Regions from separate parts of the Homo sapiens genome. Here region 2 is linked to region 1. Evidence: read pairs that join two places in POLR2A ChIA-PET (ENCODE). Cell type or tissue: Panc1. All regions are shown on one strand. Each heading gives the region's core, and the rest is flanking DNA. Links, peaks and the distances in the headings are about the cores only. Region 1 overlaps CASC15 (cancer susceptibility 15). Region 2 overlaps CASC15 (cancer susceptibility 15).

Region 1 (10,256 bases), core at 2,519-5,018:
CTGTATGGAAAAGAGGAGGGGGAGGGGCTTAGGAAAGTCTCAGAGAATTTGACACTTAAACAAGACCTTGCAAAATGTACAATATTTCACCCAATATAGAGCAAGGGGAAGGGGCATTTTAGATAAATAAATGGCAGCCCACATCTCAAGGCATGTCTACATATGTCCGAGTTAAGTGTCACACAACGCAGACAGCCCGGAAGGGCCTGGATTGCAAGGTCTTTGTGAGGAAGGAGGCATCACAGGACGAGATTTTTGAAAAGAGACTTGGTATTTTCTACAACTCAATAAAAGAGAAGGAGGCAAGTGTACAGGAAGAGAAGCAGCAGGAACAGGAGGTAGCCCTGGCCCCTGGGCCTGAGACAGACCTTGGGGAAACCGACAGCATTGCTAAGGCCAGTTCTGTAGGTAGAGGTGAGGAAGACAAAGAGGCAGAGAAGCAGGAAGGCATAGTGCACTGAACCATGACTCAGAAATGGTCAAGAGTGGGACTTCCAGGAGAAGTAGCAGGCCCAACCTAGATGGACAGTGTAGTACACAGAATAATGGCCACCAATATATCAGGTCCTAATCTCTGGGACCTGTAAATGTTACCTTCTATGCAAAGACTTTGCAGATGTGATGAAATTAAAGATCTTGAGATGGGGGGATTATTTTGAATTATCTAGTTGGGCCTTAAATGTCATTACATGTATGCTTCTAAGAGGGAAGCAGAGGCAGATTTGACTACAGATGGAAGACAGGAAGGCAATGTGGCCGTGGAGGGGGCAGATATTGGAGTGATGAGGCCACAAGCCAAGGGATGTCAGCAGTTTCCAGAAGCTGGAAGAGAGAAGGAACAGATTCTCCCCCAGAGCCTCTGGCAGGAGCTCAGCCCTGTCAAAACCTAAATGTCTGTTGTTTTAAGGTGCCAAGTTTGTGGTAATTTGCTACAGCAGCCAGAGGAAATTAATACACACAGTGAACAAAGAGTCACCCCCAGCTGTTCTTAGATGCCACCATCACCAGTCTTGATAAGAATCATTCAGACCAAGGGCAGTGACTCACGCCTATAATCCCAGCACTTTGGGAGGCCAAGGTGGGAGGGTAGCTTGAGGCCAGGAGTTTGAGACCACCTTGGGCAGCAAAGCGAGACCTCATCTCAACAAAAAATAAAAATTAGCCAGGTATGGTGGTACACGCCTATAGTCCCAGCTACTTAGGAGGCTGAAGGAGGAGGACTGTTGGAGCCCAGGAGTTCCAGCCTGCAGTGAGCTATGATTTTACCACTGTGCTCCAGCCTGGGCAACAGAACAAGACCCCATCTTAAAAAAAAAAAAAAAAGAAGAAGAATTCAGATGGAAGGCACTCCAACTCTCAAGAATAAATTGAAGTCTAAGCTGCCACGTTAGAGGAAGACAAGATTATTAACCTTAGTAACTAGTCAAAATTTAGGAACAGAAACCCAGGTATAATCCTAGACTAGGTTAATACAAGGTGGCTGGAAGAACTATAAATAGAAGCCACCAAATGACAACATGTTGGGGAAGGAAAGTGGGTCTGAATAGTAGTGGGAACAACAGGAAAGACACAGCAACCCAGAGGTCATTACTGGGCCACCAAATTTCTGGTAGGATAGTCATTTTAATTTTAAGTGCCCATTGGATAGGGGAAGAGATGAGGGGAGAATGGAAAACGTTTACATGTACTATGTCTCAATCAGCACTGATTCAGAAACTGGACCAGAACTAGACCACCAAATCAAAGACATCAGGGAATACAGGTGTGGGAAGATTATGGCAAAGAGAAAGATGGGGCATGAAATGCTGAAAATCTTGAAATACACTCTTCAGTCAATAACAAAAGTAACATAAGGAGATCCACCTGAGAAGGGTGGGAGCAGTAGGGACTGTCCATGATAGACTAGATAGCCCAGTAAGAAGGTGACTGAACCAGCCAGGGCCGGAGATGGTCAGGGCCAAATAGGAGAATGGGGAAATGGGGGTGAATTAGAGAAATATTTGGAAGGCATGGCAAACTGCTTGAATAGGGAATGAGTGACTGGGGAGCAGGGGACAGCAGAGAAATGAGAACAACGATCTTTGAAGCACAAAACTCAAAGGAAAAAGTGTTAAAACAGACAGAATGAGTTTGTCTCTGGCTCTATTGAGTTTTGTGTGTGGGTGGGTCATGCCAGGAGTGACACGTAGAGAGCATTGGGATCTGAAACCAGAAGAATGTCATAAATGTTTGAACGTTTGAAAAAGTTATCTGTACTGTACTCTTTCATCTTTTTTCTGATTCATCACTATGAAAGGACCCAATGAAGGTTCCTACAATTTTGATATCCTAAAAACAAAATGTTTGAACTATACTCATATTACCTACTTACAAGAAAAACCTCACATCTCCAGCACTTTAAAGTAAATGCATTAAAATTTTTCTAAGAGGGACAAAAAATTCTTACCATTAGCCACTTCCTTCTTCTGTCTGTTTGTTTTGAGGACATCTGGTGAAACAGACAATGGAGAACAGCCATCCATGGGTCGGGGGGAATTGAGAAGGATGTTCAGTAGTAACCCAGGGATGACTTGGTGACGGAAAAGAAGGCACACATTTTAAATCTGCAGAGGACATCAAATTAGATGTGGTTGAGCAGTAAATGCAGATCCTATAAAGAGGAAAAAAAGACCAATATGTTCACTGATATGAACTACCTGGGTAAAAAGGATAAGGAAAAAAAAATTAATGAAGATACAGGTTTATCTGGGGAAGAAAATGTATGTTAATCAGATGTGAAAATGACTCATTTTTGCTTACAGCTATAGATTCTATATCCCCTTTTACCAAAGAGCTTAGGTGTAGAGTGGTGCCCTACTGGAGAATGCAGGCAGCTCCCCGCTCTTGCCTGCGATTTTTCACGGCTGGTACTAGCTGAAACATGGAAATGGCTTAGAGGGAGCAGCGTGTGACATTCTGGATTAGATAGTTGGTACGCATGACAATGTGGGAAGGCAGCACAGTGTAATTCAATGATGCAAAGGATGATGATATAATCCCCATCCTTAAGCAATTGTGTGTGTTAAGATAAATAAGGTTCTTGGCCCAATAACAAAGACCATGGCAATGCAGAGGTGACCAGAAAACAGCACCTTTATCCTAGTCAGCTGTTGCATTTAAAAACAAATATATTCACAGTGAGGAAATAAAAGACCTAGGAAAATATGTAAATAAACAAGTAAACATATGCGCAAATAGAAGCCTTATTTTTTATGACCTATTATTGGAAACACATTTTGGTTGTCTCCAATTAAACTTTGAAACTCATGAGAAGTCCTGACCACATACTGCTATTCTGGAATAGAGGACAGCATCATCAAAAACCCCAAATGTGCCCAGCAATGAAAGACACTGCCTTACATTTGCACAGTCCTTCTATGAATGCTGCCTCATATGCCATCTCATTGGATCCCAAGTAGAGCAGTGTATGTGTTGACTTCCCCAAGTTTTGGGAGAGGATTACTCCACATTCTCTTATTTAGTACCTACTATGGTATATAAATCATACTGAGGGACACAGAAACCTAATATTAATAATACCTGCCCTTAGGGAGTTATCAAAATGGACAGGTAACATGTGTTCACCCAAGGCAAGAAATGAGAGATAAAGAAAGTGCAGGTTCTGAGTCTCCTAGTGAAGAGGTATAGATGAAGGAGAACAGGAAGACTTGAGCTGAAGCTTGAAGGATGGCAGAGAGATACCTGAGTGGAAACAGAGTGAAGGAGATTCTAAAGCATTCAAATAAAGGAAGAATGGGCCTGGTGTGATGGTAGTTTTGACACTAAACACAAAAAGGAAATTCCTGCTGCAGAGTAGAAGATGCTGAGAACAAATTAGGAGCAGGGCCAAATGAAGACAAACTGATGGAGGAATCTGGGCTTTCCTCAGAACCACTGTAAGTTTTGAATCAGGAGTGAAAGATAAAATATAGGCTTTAGAAGGTTAGTCAGAAAGCTACCAAGGGAATATGGGACTAAATAACCATATCATACAGACTGGTTAGGAGGCTGTTATGCTAACATAGGCATGAAGCCATGAGTTCTTGACCAGGGAGATGGTTGGGAGAAAGAGTACTACTGAAGAATTTAAAAGGTTTCAATGACTGTGGGGATAAGGAGGATAAAGGAGAGGAAAAAGTGAAGAATAGCTAGGGATTACACCTCACTAAGCAGAAGAATAAGAATATATCACCAGTGAGCCATTGAGGAGGAAGGAGGAAGAACCAGTTTGGGGATTCTCTTTTGAAGACACCTCAATTTGAGGTGAGGATGGTATTATAACCCAGATGAGATACCTTCTGGAGGGGTCAGAGCAAATGTGAGCAGTCCAGAGTGAAGATGGATTAGAAGTCATTATGGATGGGAGTTGAAGTCATATAGGTTTAGAGAAACTATTTAGAGAAAGAATTCAGGGGCTAAGGGCTGAGAAGATTGTGGAATTTCTCAAACACACATCACAGCTTTTGATTTTAGTGGCAAACCATCAGGAAAAATTCTAAACCAAAGAACTTGGAAATACTTCAGAGACAAGATCGGACTTATACGGGGGCCATAGTTCTCAAAACATTCCAAAGACAAACATCTAACAAGCAAAAGTCATCCTAAAATATCAAACTGCCAATTTCATGGTCAGTAATGACATTAAATAGAGTTCTGTTGAATTTGACTCTATAAATAAATTATGGTTCACTAATAACCTGATTTTAATCACTTAACACCATGACAAAAAAAAATCCAATGTCACCAACATGTATGTAGGGTCTGATATTTTTAGCCCTCCACTGACAACCATAAAAAACAACACTGACATACACGTGTATGGTTTCCTAGAACGCTAAATACTATAAGCTTCTGTGTCAAAGAGCCACTCAAGGTTTTGAGTAAACCCGATATTCTCTTTGGTTGTTTTCAAGCTTCTGGTAGAGAACATGAAGCTAGAAGGTTTCCAAGGCTGCATAAACAGAGTGTTCAGGAGCTTGGCATTGACTCAGGGGAGGGGAGGAATAACATGGCTTCTGCATACATATGAAAACACATAACAGTCAAATCCTATCTTCCAGTTGAAGATGTTCCAGTGAACATATTAGAAACAAAGATTTACACCTCCCTTCTGGCTCATTTTCTCTCCCTCTTCCAAAACCCGCCAAAAGTGAGAAGCCACTTTTTCAAACAATACAATCTAAAAACAATAGCTAACATTTATTTGTTACTAATTTATTTAGCAACGATGGCTAACACTTATTTAATACTTATTATGTACCTGGTACTGTTCTAAGCTCTTCACAAAGAACTTATGCAGCAGGTACTATTATTATTCACTGCATTTTACTTAAGGAGAAACCAAGGCACAGAGAGACAAAGTCACCCAAGGTTGCAGCCTTAGTGTACAGTGGAGCCAGGACCAGAATCCAAGCAGCCTGATTCCAGTGTCTCACACTCAATTCCCCTCCTAGCTATACTGTTTCTCAGGCCCGTGCTCCAACATGCCACCTGTTAAAAAAAAAAAAGTAAACAATTGTTCAAAGATAGTAAACACTGTCAATGACATAAGTGTTTCTGATTATTTCAAAAATCTCCAAGAGGACCAGACACAAACAAGTCCAAAGAGAGTAGCAACATGTATATACACAGAAAACTTTCTGAGAATAGTTTAAATAAAAAAGATTCCACTTGGCTATGAAGAAACCTTTCACCATTTTAGGGTGACCAAAAGAAAAATGAAATGAGCTGTATTAAAAAAAAGTTGGAAGCATCTGCTCCTGAACAACTTTTCTTTTTAAGCGATTCTCCTGAAAGACTCATGTTTATCTATCTTAGAATTTGAACCAAATACAGATTTGCTTTTATTATGATCACTTCAGGATTTTGTACTTACTATCCTAATTTTTCTCTCATTTTCTGTAATTTTAGTCTAAATCTGGGTTGAAAAGAATTACACAGGGATTTGGCACTTAATCCTTGGTAAGCATGACAACTTTCATTAAAAACTTATGTTTCAGCTGGGTGTGGTGGCTCACACCTGCTATCTGAGAACTTTGGGAGGCTGAGACAGAAGGATAGCTTAAGCCCAGGAGTTTGAGACCACGCTGGGTAGCAAGGGGAGACTCCATCTCCACAATAAATAAATTAACCAGGCATGGTAGTGTGTGCCTGTAGCTCCAACTACTCAAGAGGCTGGGGTAGGAGGATTGCTTGAGCCCAAGAGACCAAGGCTACAGTGAGCCAGGATTGCACCAATGTACTCCAGGCTGAATGACAGAACGAGAGCCTGCCTGTCTGTCTCTCTCTCTCTCTCTCACACACACACACACAAACACACGACCCTGACGTTCGACCTGTGTTTGCGAAGAACAGATTTTAATTGAAGACCTTCACAACTAAGAATCCAGTTAATTGTATTATTGATTCTCCTAATATTTCTCTAGATCCAGTGTTCTTATTTGTCTAATTTTATCTATAAGGTGGCATATTTATTTGCCACCTTATTTCAAAACGTAGAGTTAAAGAAAATGCTCCTAAACATAGCAATTGAAAGGCAGAGAAAAAAGCAATCAAGGATTTTTTGAAGATACGATACTTTCCACATGATTCTCATTCAAATATGGGTAGAGGAAGATACAATTTTTGGAGTCAATCTCCCATGATCCTGTGATGATCCAGAGGCTGACAACACAGAACACAAATACCAGGTCTGTCCAAAGGGTTCTACCAGGCCAAATTGTCAGAGAGGGGTTTTAGGAGCAGGGTGCTAGAAACAGCAATAAAACCTTTATCAACAGCTGCCAGAGGGGCTGAACCTCACCTCAACCCAAACACGTGTGTATCGCTACAATAGCTCCTAGTGAATCCTTCGTTCAATGCCACGATGGTGTGGAGAGCGTTGCATGAAATGGGTGGCCACATTGCTCTCTCCCCAGCCACACACCTCTAACAGTGCTAATGCCCAAAAGCAATTACCATCCAGGTGGGGCAGCATCCTAATATAGACAGATACCTAAGATGAACAAGCAAAAAAAAAAAATTTTTTTTTTTTTAAAGGCAGAGTCTTGCTCTGTCATCAGGCTGGAGTGCAATGGCGCAATCTCGGCTCACTGCAACCTCCGACTCCCGGGTTCAAGTGATTCTCCTGCCTCAGCCTTGCGAATAGCTGGGATTACAGGCACGCACCACCACGCCTAGCTAATTTTTGTATTTTTAGTAGAGACAGGGTTTCACCATGTTGGCCAGGGTGGTCTCGATCTCCTGACCTCGTGATCTGGCCGCCTCAGCCTCCCGAAGTGCCGGGATTATAGGCGTGAGCCACCGCGCCTGGCCACTGCAAAGAGGCTTTCAAACTCAGCGTCAGTGAGCACAATAAGAGCCAGAAGCTCAGCATTCAAAACAACAACAAAACAAACTTTGAAATTAGTTCCCATCAGTAGCTTTAGGAAGGCATGAAATTTTAGGACTTCTCTGTACTTTTAAAATCTTAGCTACTTAGATCAGCAGACCCAAACTTTTTGGCACCAGGGACCAGTTTCATGAAAGACAATTTTTCCACGGATGGCGGTGGGGGTCAGGGGGTGCTTTTGGAATGAAACTGTTCCACCTCAGATCATCAGGCATTAGTTAGATTATCATAAGAAGCGCGCAACCTAGATCCCTGGCATGTGCAGTTCACAATAGGGTTGGTGCTCTATGAGAAATTAATGCCGCCTTTGATCAGACAGGAGGCGGAGCTCTGGCAGTAATGCTCGCCCACCCCTCATCTCCTGCTGTGCGTCCCGGTTCCTAACAGGCCACAGACTGGTACAGGTCCATGGCCCAGGGGTTGGGGACCCCTGGCCTAGATCTATGCCTGCAGGAATAAAAAAAGCTGCAGGCAGATTTAAGCAACATAAAACTTTCCTTAAATCATACTTCCGGCCAGGCGCAGCGGCTCATGCCTGTAATCCCAGCACTTTGGGAGGCCGAGATGGGCGGATCATTTGGGGTCAGAAGTTCAAAACCAGCCTGGCCACCATGGTGAGACCCCGTCTCTACTTAAAATACAAAAATTAGCCGGGCGTGGTGGTGGGCGCCTGTAATCCCAGATACTTGGGAGGCTGAGGCAGGGGAATCGCTTGAGCTCAGGAGGCGGAGGCTGCAGTGAGCTGAGATCGCATCACTGCACTCCAGCCTGGGAGACTTCGTCTCAAAAAATAATAACAATAATAATCATACTTTCTTCTTATCGTTCTCTTCTTCCAAAATGTTTCTTAATGCTTCATCCTACATGGAGCAATGGAAGCCAGTGCTTTTCAAACAGCATTACACAGAAAACTAGCATGCAGGGTAGCTGTTCGTGAGTATTCTGGGAAGCAGTCTGTGTTCAAAGTGTGAGAGACGTGGCATGCTATGATTCTACCTCCTTGGGAATGCATAGTATGTATTAGCAAATTCAAGACTGTGAGAAGTCCATGTACACTTTGTGGACTATGATGTTGCCTACACTCATGTGATCACAGAATGCATTTTCACAAATCACTTCGTGGGTTAACTGGGCTACAGAGAATACAGTTTAGGAAATGCTGCTCTACACCCCTGTGCTTACCATTCAAGACTTAACAATCTGACCCTGGCCGGGCGCGGTGGCTCACGCCTGTAATCCCAGCACTTTGGGAGGCCGAGGCAGGTGGATCAGGAGGTCAGGAGATCAAGACCATCCTGGCTAACATGGTGAAACCCCCGCCTCTACTAAAAATACAAAAAAAATTAGCTGACCGTGGTGGCGGGCACCTGTAGTCCCAGCTACTCAGGAGGCTGGGGCAGAAGAATGGCATGAACCCAGGAGGTGGAGCTTGCAGTGAGCTGAGATCGCACCACTGCACTCCAGCCTGGGCAACAGAGCAAGACTCCGTCTCAAAAAAAAAAAAAAAAAAAAATCTGACCCCAGTTATCCTTAACCATATTCAACAACAAACATTCATGATTCTGATGTGTACTGCAGATCTTACATACCATTTCATACCATTTTTCCCTAGAGAAAACCCCTGCTCTGGTCAAGTTCATCTCCTTCCCATGTCCTAAACAGATATTGATTCCAATGTTCTGTTCACACATTCCCCATGCTAGAATTTCTACCTTCAATCATTTTGTTCAACTTAATCCTTCAACACTTGAGATAAAATCCCACCTCCTATGAGACTCTGCGACATAATGCCTTCTTTCTTTCCCTGGAATAAGCCACCCCAAACACAATGGTACTTGCTTGGGATTCACCTGCCCCTCTAGTATTATAAGTCCATATTTGCCGTACGTATGTCTGGTCCCTCAGCTACCCAAGGACTGGCTGAGAGCAGGCTCTAAGCTCTTAGCTTCTTCCTACAATATCTAATACATGGTATTTTCCTCCAATACAGCAGATACTCCATACCTAAGTGCTGGTGGATTAGGAAACGCGTGGTATTTCATATATTGCTTTCATCATTAAATAACCGACGGACACTGGAATAACTCAAAACACTTAAGAAGTAGGCACTTTTTTTTTTTTGAGATGGAGTTTCGCTCTTGTTGCCCAGGCTGGAGTGCAATGGCGTGATCTCGGCTCACCGCAACCTCCACATCCCGGGTTAAGCGATTCTCCTGCCTCAGTCTCCCGAGTAGCTGGGATTACAGGTGTCCGCCACCACGCCCAGCTAATTTTTTTGTATTTTTAGTTGAGACGAGGTTTCACCATGTTGGCCAGGCTGGTCTCGAATTCCAACCTCAGGTGATCTGCCCGCCTCGGCCTCCCAAAGTGTGAGCCACCACACCCGGCCAGAACATTTTTATTCTCTGGAAAATAGTGTGGTCTGGTGTAAAAAGCATCTGAAGAATACAATTAACTTAGATCTCTAAATTGAAATCTCAAAAATCCCTTAAGAATGACTTAATGTACATGGATATAGTAGGCCACATGCTCAGACCTTTAAAAAAGCATTGAAATTTCCACACCGTCTGCAAGCACAGGGTTCATTCCTTACTGACTACTCTGTATGTCAGATATCACAACTTCAGATATATTTATGTATTAAATATTTTGTAATAGTTTACACACTAGGCTTATTTTATTCCCTCTCCAGGATATCCACATGGACCTCTGCCTTTTAGAAAGCCTCAGATGACACTTGCCTACAAGATAGCAACTACAAGGCATATCCATCTTTATGGAGAAAATAAGTTCATACCTAGAAGTATCTGATATTGGCAAAATCAAA
Region 2 (10,256 bases), core at 4,043-6,542, 120 kb before region 1:
GGGATTTGCAGTGAGCTATAAAATATCGGGCCAGGGAGTAGGGCAGGATTTAGGTATTAACAACAATAGCAATGGCAGTCGCTAAAAATTAGCACTTACTATGTGCCAGCATCTATTCTAAGCATTTTAGGTACATTAACCTACTTAATTTTATGAGAAAATATTTTTAATAAGTTATTTTCAGTGATACACAGACAGAAGCACAAGAGGGAGGTTAAATAAGTTGCCCAAACTACACAGCAAGTAAGTAGTAAAGCATATCTGGCCCCCGAGTGCGTGGTCTTAACCACCGTGCTGTCCTGCTTTGGAAATGAAAAAAATTGTGGGAGGGAGACCAGGTAGGTGAAAATACATGCATATGTCTGAAGGTGGATGAAGGAATCAAGTAGGGTGTTAGTTCTGTAGAAGCGGGACTAGGTTGAGGAGAGCCACAATATAAAGCTATTACCCTCTTCATAAACATTGGGACCAACAACCAAATTGTAGGATAATAAGTCCGGTAGCCAAATCTAAGATTGATGGGGGAGGAAGGGATTGGGTATAAGGAGACTAATCAAGAGGCTTCTGCAATTGCCTGGCTAAAAGGGAATGGTGCCCAAATCTTGGTAGCGGTGAAAGGAAAATTGAGATGGATTCTGGAGGTGTTATGAAGAAATGACATTATTGCGGTATTCTTGGAAAACAGAGAAGAGGTGATGGTAAAGCTGACTCTACATTTTTTAAAGCTCAGCTGAAGAAAGAACGCAGGTTCCTGAGCTTAGGAGTTGTGTCGTTCATCTTTTTTTCCCCAGTAGCTAGCAAAATGCTTGATATGCCTTTTTAAAGTAATGAATAAATGAAGGTGATGAAGGTAGAAATGGGAACATCAGAAGTGATGACGCCACATATAACAAAAATCTCTACAGTGAATTTAGTAATTCACAGGGTATCTGAGTGGCTTAGGTGGGTTGGCTTCCATCATGCCATTACTTATATATAAACAGAATTTGTTTTCTCTTTCCACCTTTGGCTTGCTTTTCAGATGCTACCTGATTTCCCCCACCACACGCCTCAGATGCTCTTCCTCAGGCTGATCTCAGTCAGGCTGCGTTTCCTCTACCCTGCCCCAGCGACCCCCATCCTTGCCCACCAGCTGTAGACTCATCCTGTCCAGATCTGCCCCCTAATCAGAATGTTGAACTTACCAAGATGATAAGATAAGCGGGCTAACATACTTTAACATTCTTTTATTTTTTTTTTTAATAGCACAGGGAGAAACCACAGACGTTTATCAGCCTTCTCACACAATTTTAGCTAACCAGAATACTAAATTAACGAACGTACCTCATTTCTTGGGCAGTTAATGAAGGTTAATGTGACATACTGCCTCTGGCTCTGGAAGTAAAAAGGGGTGTTACTGCCTCATATTATAGCTGGGGAAAAAAAAGTGTTAATAATCTTTCTCATCAGCAGTAAAGAATTGAGCTTTTAATACCCAGATATATTTTAGTAAAAGGCTAGTATATCATCTGTAAGTGGAGTTCAAGAGCAGTGTTAGATAACTAGGGCATTTCAAGAGCCTGCTTACACCACAGACCAAAAAAAAAAAAAAAAAAAAGAACAAGAGAAAAAAAAAATACAGCCAAAGCTGAATTTATTCCAAGAGAAAAGAAAAATGTGAATTTATGTTGGCAATATTTTCATTTATATCACTTTAGATCAACTCTAATAATCTTTAAATAGTAAGAAGAAAACTTGGATCTCACAAATAAGTGATTTTGAGTAAAGGGGGTAAATGTGTGAGCAAGGTCATTGTTTGATTCAATGATGTTCACACAAATGCATTATGTGGACCTGCTAATCTAAGACAGTGTGGTAGGCATTGTCTAGGGCCCTTAAAGAGCTTACAATACACTTACCCAGGAAGACACTTCCCTTCCTTTTACAGAGGGAAGCTATTGCATTTGATGAGAGCAAAAAATAGCAGGGGAGGCAGGGTAGGTGCAGTGGCTCACTCCTGTAATCCCAGCACTGTGGAAGGCCAAGGTGGGTGGATTGCTTGAGCCCAGGAGTTCGAGACCAGCCTGGGCAACATGGCAAAACCCCATCTCTACCAAAGAAAGTACAAAAATTAGCTGGGTGTTTTGGTGTGCACCTGTAGTACTAGCTACTCAGGAGGCTGAGGTGGGAGAACCACTTACGCCTAGGAGGTAGAGGTTGCAGTGAGCCATGATCATGCCACTGCCATCCAGCCTGGGCAACAGAGCAAGACACTGTCTCAAAAAAAAAAAAAAAAAAAAAGAAGGGTATGCTCTCTTGACAGGGAGCCAACCCACCTTAGAGATCTTACCATAGCAGAAATGGCTTGCATGATGTGAATATTCAGTGAATGTGACTCTTCAATCCTTTAAGTGAATAAGAATGCTATGCTTTATCTGTGCAATCCTGGGAAATATTAATGATGTGCTGATAGTGTCAAGAAAGGCAGGGTCTATAGGTTTATTTAGCAGAGTTGCTAGAGGACTTAAAACTGCATGTCATGGTTTCTAACCTCTTCAAAATGGATGCTGAATTAAGATGAGCCCTTCCCAAAGCAGACTGACAAAGTGACTAATTGCTGGCTGCTGGCAGAGGACTGATTTCCCCTCTCTCTGCTGTCCAGCGTTATTACCCTCGTCCATTTTACAGGGACCAAATGGCAAGTTTAAGGTGGAAGAACTGTGTTTGTTCACCTGTGAGTGGTTTGACCTTAGACTTTGCAGAGCACTGTCAGGAAGTCGGTTTTTCCATGCTCTTTACAGTAAACAAAGACAGTGTGGCTGGGCTCCAAATGTTACAGAAGGTCAGGGACCAAACTGCCTCAAAGACAAAGACTGCTTCCAGAAATTGAAACACAAAATAGATGTGAGCGCCATCAACATTCCACACTGTGCTCCTGTTCATTCTCAGTGTTTGCTTCAAACAATGTGACACATACCCAGCGTAGATGCATAATAGAAATAGAATCATAAAACCCCAGGTGCTGGAAAGCACCTTAAAGGTCATCTGGTCCAACTGCAAATCTAAATTGTGAATGCTGCCCTTTAAAACCTCCTCCATGTAATCATCCAGGCTCAAGGGGAACACCTCTGGTGACTATAAACGCAGTGCCCTGGGAGACAGACAAGCCATTCCATCTTTTGAATGCAACAGCCTCAGTATTTAAAACCCTGAGCTAAGGCCGGGCGCGGTGGCTCATGCCTGAAATCCCAGCACTTTGGGAGGCCAAGACGAGCAGATCACCTGAGGTCAGGAGTTTGAGACCAGCCTGGCCAACATGGTAAAACCCTGTCGCTACTAAAAATACAAAAATTAGCCAGGCGTGCTGGCATGCGCCTGTAATTCCAGCTATTCAAGAGGCCGAGGCATGAGAATCACTTGAACCCAGGAGGCGGAGGTTGCAGTGAGCCAAGATCACGCTACTGCACTCCAGCCTGGGTGACAGAGTGGGACTCTGTCTCAAAAAAAAAAAAAGAAAAGAAAAGAAAAGAAAAACCTCTGAGCCAAAATGTCCTATTCTATGACAGTAGGAGCCTCACTGGAGCTTCTGTTTATTAGCCCTTGATTTGGGAGCTCAATCTAGTGTGACTTCCCCATGATGGTTCCTCAGTTACTGGAGGGCATCTATCATCCCCCATCCAGATTTTCCTTCTCTACACAAAATATCTGCAACTTCTTTAGACATTACTCTGTGACTTCAAGTCTATTCAACATTCAATTTCTGAGCCTAGGAATACATTCCAGTTGATCGGTAGTGCTTTGAATGATGTGTCACACAAAACATAACACAAGGTCCCATCATGTGGCTACACAAAGCAAAATAGTCCTATTACTTCCATCATTCAAACTGATCACATTTCATTTAGTGCAGACTAACCTGCACTTGCTTTCCTAGTGGGTACCTCATGTTGGTGACTCTTACTGGGCTCACCTGTGCCTTTATTCATACAGTTTCACCTAAATCACATTTCTACCATCTTCAGACAATGTCTTTGTGCATTAATTTGACTGGTTTTGTTTTGTTATTGGTTTTGGTTACCACATCTGATCAGATTTTAGGTATATTTTAAAACATTTTTAAGCCAGGCATAGTGGCTCATGTCTGTAAGCCCAGCACTTTGGGAGGCCGGGGGCAGATAACTTGAGCTCAGGAGTTTGACACTAGCCTTAGCAACATGCTGAAACCCCGTCTCTACAAAAACACAAAAATTAGCCAGGCATGGTGGTGTGTGCCTGTGGTCCCAGCTATTCAGGAGGCTGAGGTGGGAGGATCACCTGAGTGTGGGAGGATCACTTGAGCCTGGGAGGCGGAGGTTGCAGAGAGCCATGATTGCACCACTGCACTCCAGGCTAGGTGACAGAGTGAGACCCTGTCTCAAAGAAAAAAAAAAATTGTTTTAAAGGAAAGAAGTAGTAGTAAGTTATTCTTGAAGGAGTCATAGATAAACCTGTAAATACACATATCTATCCATGGTAAGATATGAGACTTATGAGAGCAGAAGTTCTTAGAAGGCATTGAGTACACCTTCTGTTTTTCATCTATCACAACAGCACTGCATAGAATAAAATAACTCTGATTACATAAAATACCCTGGCCTAGTAGGAAAAATACTGGACTAGAAGTCAAAAGCTGTGGGATCTGGTATCTATATTGCTATGGACTATATGTTTATCTGTTATATAATTATAGAAAGGTCATTTTATCTTTTTCCAAGCTATAGTTTCCTTCATTGTAAAGTGAGAATCTCAATACACACCCTGCGCTGTACCGCATTCTAATAGTTTATATTTCTGTGGAATTCTAATGAAATTTGTAAATCTATTCTTTAATACAATGAAATAAATTGTATATTAGCCAGTGGTTAAGCCCCGGCTAAAATTTTCTATAGACTTTCATTAACATTAGATAAGTTTTACATTAAATTTTGTCTTAAGTGAGTGAATGGCATATTCACAAATCAGAAAGTTCTTGTGTCCAGAGTTTTTTTTTTAATATGCCAATTAGGGAAATTAGATAAGTCTGACTGGGGGTCCTGGAATCTTTACCCTCTGATAAAATAACAGTTTTGAATAGGTGAACCAATTACTGAGATTCTTGGGGTAAGGAATAAATGTCATAACGTGATATCATCACTTTCCTATAATCCAAATGTCTTCTTAAAATGTCTTTAATTAACTATACAGAGAGAACCTTTAGGTTGAAAAGATCTAGTTTCTTTCACATTTTTAAACTAGAGCCATGACAACAGAGTGCCTTGATGTCAATCAGCAGTTCCCACAATGGGAATACTATTCACATTCTGGGTGAGGGGGGAGGGAATGATGGCATATGGGCATAACAAGAGAACACCAGCTCATCTTAAAATCTTGCAATACAGTAAAATTAACTCCATGATCAGATTCTAAGACACATCCAACCCTCATAACATTAACTTCACAGAGTACAATAGTTGGTCTTTTTACTAAGTATATTACTAGACTATGCAGTTTTTCTCTTAGATCAAAAGAAATAAAATAAAAATTGGAACAGTGGGCTTCATTTTCTCAAAATCTGGGCCCAGTTTTGGCCCAGCCTTTCTCTGTGCATGTTCCTTCACCATCCTGACCTCAGCGCCATCTTCTGTAAAATAGAAGAGGTCTCTGAGTGTCTAGGCTCTCTGCCCATATGTCAGAAAGGAGGCATGTTTTTTGGCTTTTGAAGATCCCCTGCTTTCAACAAGTAAGCTATCCAAGCAGCGTATGATCCTGGAGATCCACAAGTCATATTGTATCTTAGTTTCTCTCATTCTTAAAAGCTTCATGGCAAAGACCCTAGTGCAACAATATTGTCTCAGTCTCAAATCCCTTTCTGGGCATCAGGCAGAGGGCTCTCAAGCCAAGACCCTGGGCTTCAGTAGCAGTGGGAATGCAGCACTTCAATGAGCCTGAAAAAAAAAGCCACAGCTATATGATGCACACATAGTACAGACATAGTGATGTGGAGATGGACTGGTGCCTTTTGATGTTTGCAAAATATACCTAGGTAGCAAATTGTTACATAATTAAGTGCCCAATGGCATTTGATATGAACAAAAGTTGTAAACATTAGCTTATTGTAACCAATAAAATAGAGATTCTAAAATGCAATTAGCACAAATGACCACATCTCCATTCAAGTAGCAAGGCAGACTTTTAGAGGAAACCTTAAAATAATTAAAGTGGCCACGTTCAGGATGCCAAATGCATACAGATATATCACTGGCTGCTAAAGCAGTAAAGCTTTCTCAGGCAAAGAGGAGGCACGCTTATGCCCAAGGTTAGATTGAGTGTCTTATTGAAGTACAGCACCCCCTCCGCCCCCACTGCATTTGATGGCCTTTTCTGCAGGTTCCTCCAAGATCAGTGCTATAGTATTATGGTGTCTATAGGATGTAGGTATATGGAAGGGAGGAAAAGGACGGCAGAACTGGAAAGAAAAGATGTTCATTTTTTACTCCATTAGACTCAATGCATGCTTTATGTAGAATTCATCCCATAAGGTCAAAAATCTAATTAGGCTTTATTTTAAAAGCTCTGAAACATGCAATAAATCACATGTGATTTTTTTCATATGAGCTGTGACTCAATGATTGAATTTATGTTCATGAAAATAGTTCAGCTTACATTAAACACTGGTTCCTGATACTCCCTTTCCCAAAACACACAAACACACACACACTCACTCACTCACAGTTTATATATAAATAGATATGTGTATGTTTTATTGAGATTATAAAGTTATAAAGTATATCTAACTGTACAAGTATGCAAAATTATACATATAGAAGATAGTATCTGCATAGATAACTTATCTTAATAGAGTTGGCTTAATTTTTGATACTCTGTATTCAAGGACAAAGATTTGTTATTACTGAGGATACTGAAAAGAATCTCTTTTTTCAGAATCTAAGGAAAATTTAAAAATAATTATTCAAATATGTTGATGTAGTGACATAAATGTAGCACCTCTTCATATGACTTCTTTGAAAGGAGAAACTTTTGTTTATACGAGTATACTAAAAAGGCCAAAATGATCTTAATACTTTTAGGTTACTGAGGCTGCAAAAAGACGTATTGATCAGTAAGCGGATTATCAGGTGTAGTTAAATGTAAAGTGTAAAACCCTGGGAAAAGAGTAAATCTACTAATACTGGACAATTAGTACTACATGTTAGGTACTGCTCTGAGCACTTCGCATTTACTGAGTTAGGCACTATTTCAATCTCCATTTTATAGATGAGAAAAGTGCAGCAACAGAGAAGTTCAATAACCACGAAGGCCACACAGCTAACACATGGGAGAGCCAGGCTGCATATTCAGGTAGTGAGGCTCCACAATTCTTGCCCCAGAGTCCATTACTCTGCCTTGTATCTCTTCCTTCTTTTTCTCTTCTCCCACCTGACCCCTAACACCCAAAACCATATCAAAGGCAGATCCCTCTCTTGAATCTGCTCAGGCCTCATAGTTAGTGTCCATGATACAGAACCAGGCTTTCTAAAGGAGTTTTAGAAACATTTTATCTAATTGTTATAACAACTCTGCCAGTGTGCTGTTATTCTCCTTTGACAGATGAAGAAACTGAAACCCACAGAGATGAAGTAACATCCTCAAGATCAAAAGGTAACAAACGATTGAGGCAGGATTTGGATATTGCTCTACATGACGGGAAAGCCTGTGCTCTTGGAATTACAGTCATAGTACAACAGATCAAGTTCAAAGCATCATCTAAGTCAAGGAAAACCAGTAAAGAGGTTTGGAGAGACAAACAGGGTCAACTCCAGGCATTTGGGTCAGCAGAAACGGCACGATTGAGCAGCACTGTGACTATAGGATCATGGATCAGAGGCTGCTTCCTCTTTGGTTCTGGGCATCAGCCTCATGTCCACTCAAAGTAAGTGGCCCCTCTGATTGGAATCGGAGGTGCCTGGGTCATCTCACAGAGCCAAACAAATACAATTAGCTATTGCAAAGCCTTTTGGGAATTATTCCCAGTGTAAATAAACACATAACCATATAGCAAGAGCCTTGATAAAGTCCAAAAACATGCAAACTTGGAGTATCTAAGAGAAAAGACCACAATGTAAATGAAAAACCAAATAAACTCGGGCAAACCATAGGATAGGGCCCTGTCTGTGATGGCCTGCATATGATGAGCCATAGAAAAAGGATGGTGAATTCTGGATAATAAGAAATGTCAATGAGATGCAAGAACCACCTGTTTTATGTAAAGCTCCAAATAACCAGATCACAGTGGACAGCCACTCAAATAATGCCTTCATAATACAGAGTATTATTGAGAATAACTCAGTTCACAGAGAGCTTAAGGCAGCCAATATTTGATAGCCTGTCAGAAAAAAACAGAACAGTAATTATAGAAAAGAATCATATCCTCGGAAAAACAAAAATTAATCAAACTAAGTTTGTAAAGTCTATCTTACAGACACATTGTCTGGACTGGTCCTCTCAAAAATACTGTTTTTTTTTAATGCCAATTTGTTTAGTTAATGATTTTTGTCTTATTACTTCAAAACTGGAAATATCCTATGACTCATAATATCTTACAACCTTTCTACTTTCTTAAAGAATCTCAAGTTTATAATCACAGGGGATCGGATTATTTTTCAAAAATTAAATGGTGATGTAATGATTTCTGTGTCTATTGTAGAAAAGTCAACCTTATTACAGCTGCAACAATGGCATTAAGAAATATGAGTAATTCCAATCAACTTGAGATAATGTCTAATCAAACACAAATACAACTGGTAAATTTCATTAAATAGCATGGAGATTAAATTAAAACACTATTATGTAATAAAAACCTTTAGTGGTACTAAAATTTTAGAATAGTTCAGATATACAGAAAAATTTCAAAGATACACAGAGTTCCCATTTTTTTCCTATTACTAACCTCTCATATTTGTCACAACTAATGAATATTCAATAGAGTATTATTAACTAAAGCCTATACATTTATTTAGATTTCCTTAGTTTTTAGCTAACATTCTTTTTCTTTGTTCCAGGATCCCATCCGGGCCACCACATTGAATTTATTTGTCATTTTAGGTACCTCTTGGCTGTGAGTTTCTTAGACTTTCCTTGTTTTTGGTGACCCTGACAGTTTGAGGGAGTACTAGTCAGTCAGTTATTTTTGCAGAATGCCCTAAATTTGAGTTTGGCTGATGTTTTTCTTAGGGTTTGACTGGGGTTATGGGTTTTGGGGAGGAAGACCACAGAGGTGAAGTACCATTCTCACCAAATTATATTAAAGGTACATACCATCAGCATGCCTTATACTATTGATGTGAACTTTGATTGCCTGGCTGTGGTAGTGTTTGTCATGTTTCTTCACTGTAAAGTTACTCTTCTCATCACCCACTTTTCTGTACTGTACTCTTTGGAAGAAAGTCACTATATGCATCCCAAATTTAAGGAGTGGGAAGTTATGCTCCACCCATTTGTAAGCAGAAAATCTACATAATTTGTTTGGCATTCTTCTGCATAGGAAAATCATCTCACTCTCCCAGTTATTTATTTATTTGATCTTTTTTTATATCAGTATGGACTCATGGGTATTTCTTTTATACTTTGGGTTATAATCCAATACTAACACAATAAAGAAATTTTTAATGGAGATGCATTCAAATTCGTTGCTAAAATGGGCCTGACACCTCTTGACCTTGGCTAAACAGAGATTCTGGATGGAGCAAAGCACTGTGACGTCATGTGGACTTTGAAGGTTAAGAAACTACGGATCATCAGGACATATTTGCTCTTCCATCTCACAGAGAAAATGGGGATATACCTCCTCATTCCAGGAAACTTTCTTCCTATATTTCTAATATATCCAGGATAAAATTCAATATATATAGTCAGTAGCTTCAAAGTTAAGCATAATTTGTTTACTAGAATTCTTAAGGCAGATGTTGGATCATTAACTCATTCTCTTAGAAATAACTTTGGTGCTTATAAGTAGGCATCACATAATCTGATACACTGATATTATATATATAATCGTGAAAAACATATCAGATTATATGATATCACATAATCTGATATATGTGATATATAATCAGATTATGTGGTATCATATAATCTGATATATAAATGTTTTTCATAATTATACATATATTTCAAGTATAATTGTGAAAAACATTTGCCAGTTTAAAGTTTAATATGTAGACAGAATAATGCCTGGAGGTATAGGGATATAATTGGGAATT

Evidence for each region. Peaks named below come from ENCODE experiments on the same cell type or tissue, not always from the same donor. Only the 100,000 strongest peaks of a DNase experiment are listed, where the experiment ranks them.
Region 2: POLR2A ChIA-PET joins it to region 1 with 5 read pairs; 3 of 35 experiments call an interaction of 5 or more read pairs at or near these places.

Annotation. Positions count from the first base shown.
Region 1 is chr6:22,012,733-22,022,988 of GRCh38, reverse strand. CASC15 (cancer susceptibility 15) reads right to left here. Exons shown (of 12, transcript NR_015410.2): 7 at 2,447-2,650. Among named protein-coding and RNA genes, the nearest start is that of NBAT1, 130 kb to the left of the region's middle. In Panc1, for the core only: no CTCF peak of the experiment used is centred there; no DNase peak of the experiment used is centred there.
Region 2 is chr6:22,134,019-22,144,274 of GRCh38, reverse strand. All of the region lies in intron 9 of CASC15 (cancer susceptibility 15), which reads right to left. It overlaps NBAT1 (neuroblastoma associated transcript 1), which reads left to right. Exons shown (of 3, transcript NR_034143.1): 3 at 7,606-9,673. Among named protein-coding and RNA genes, the nearest start is that of NBAT1, 8.0 kb to the left of the region's middle. In Panc1, for the core only: no CTCF peak of the experiment used is centred there; no DNase peak of the experiment used is centred there; H3K27ac peaks cover 2,474 bases.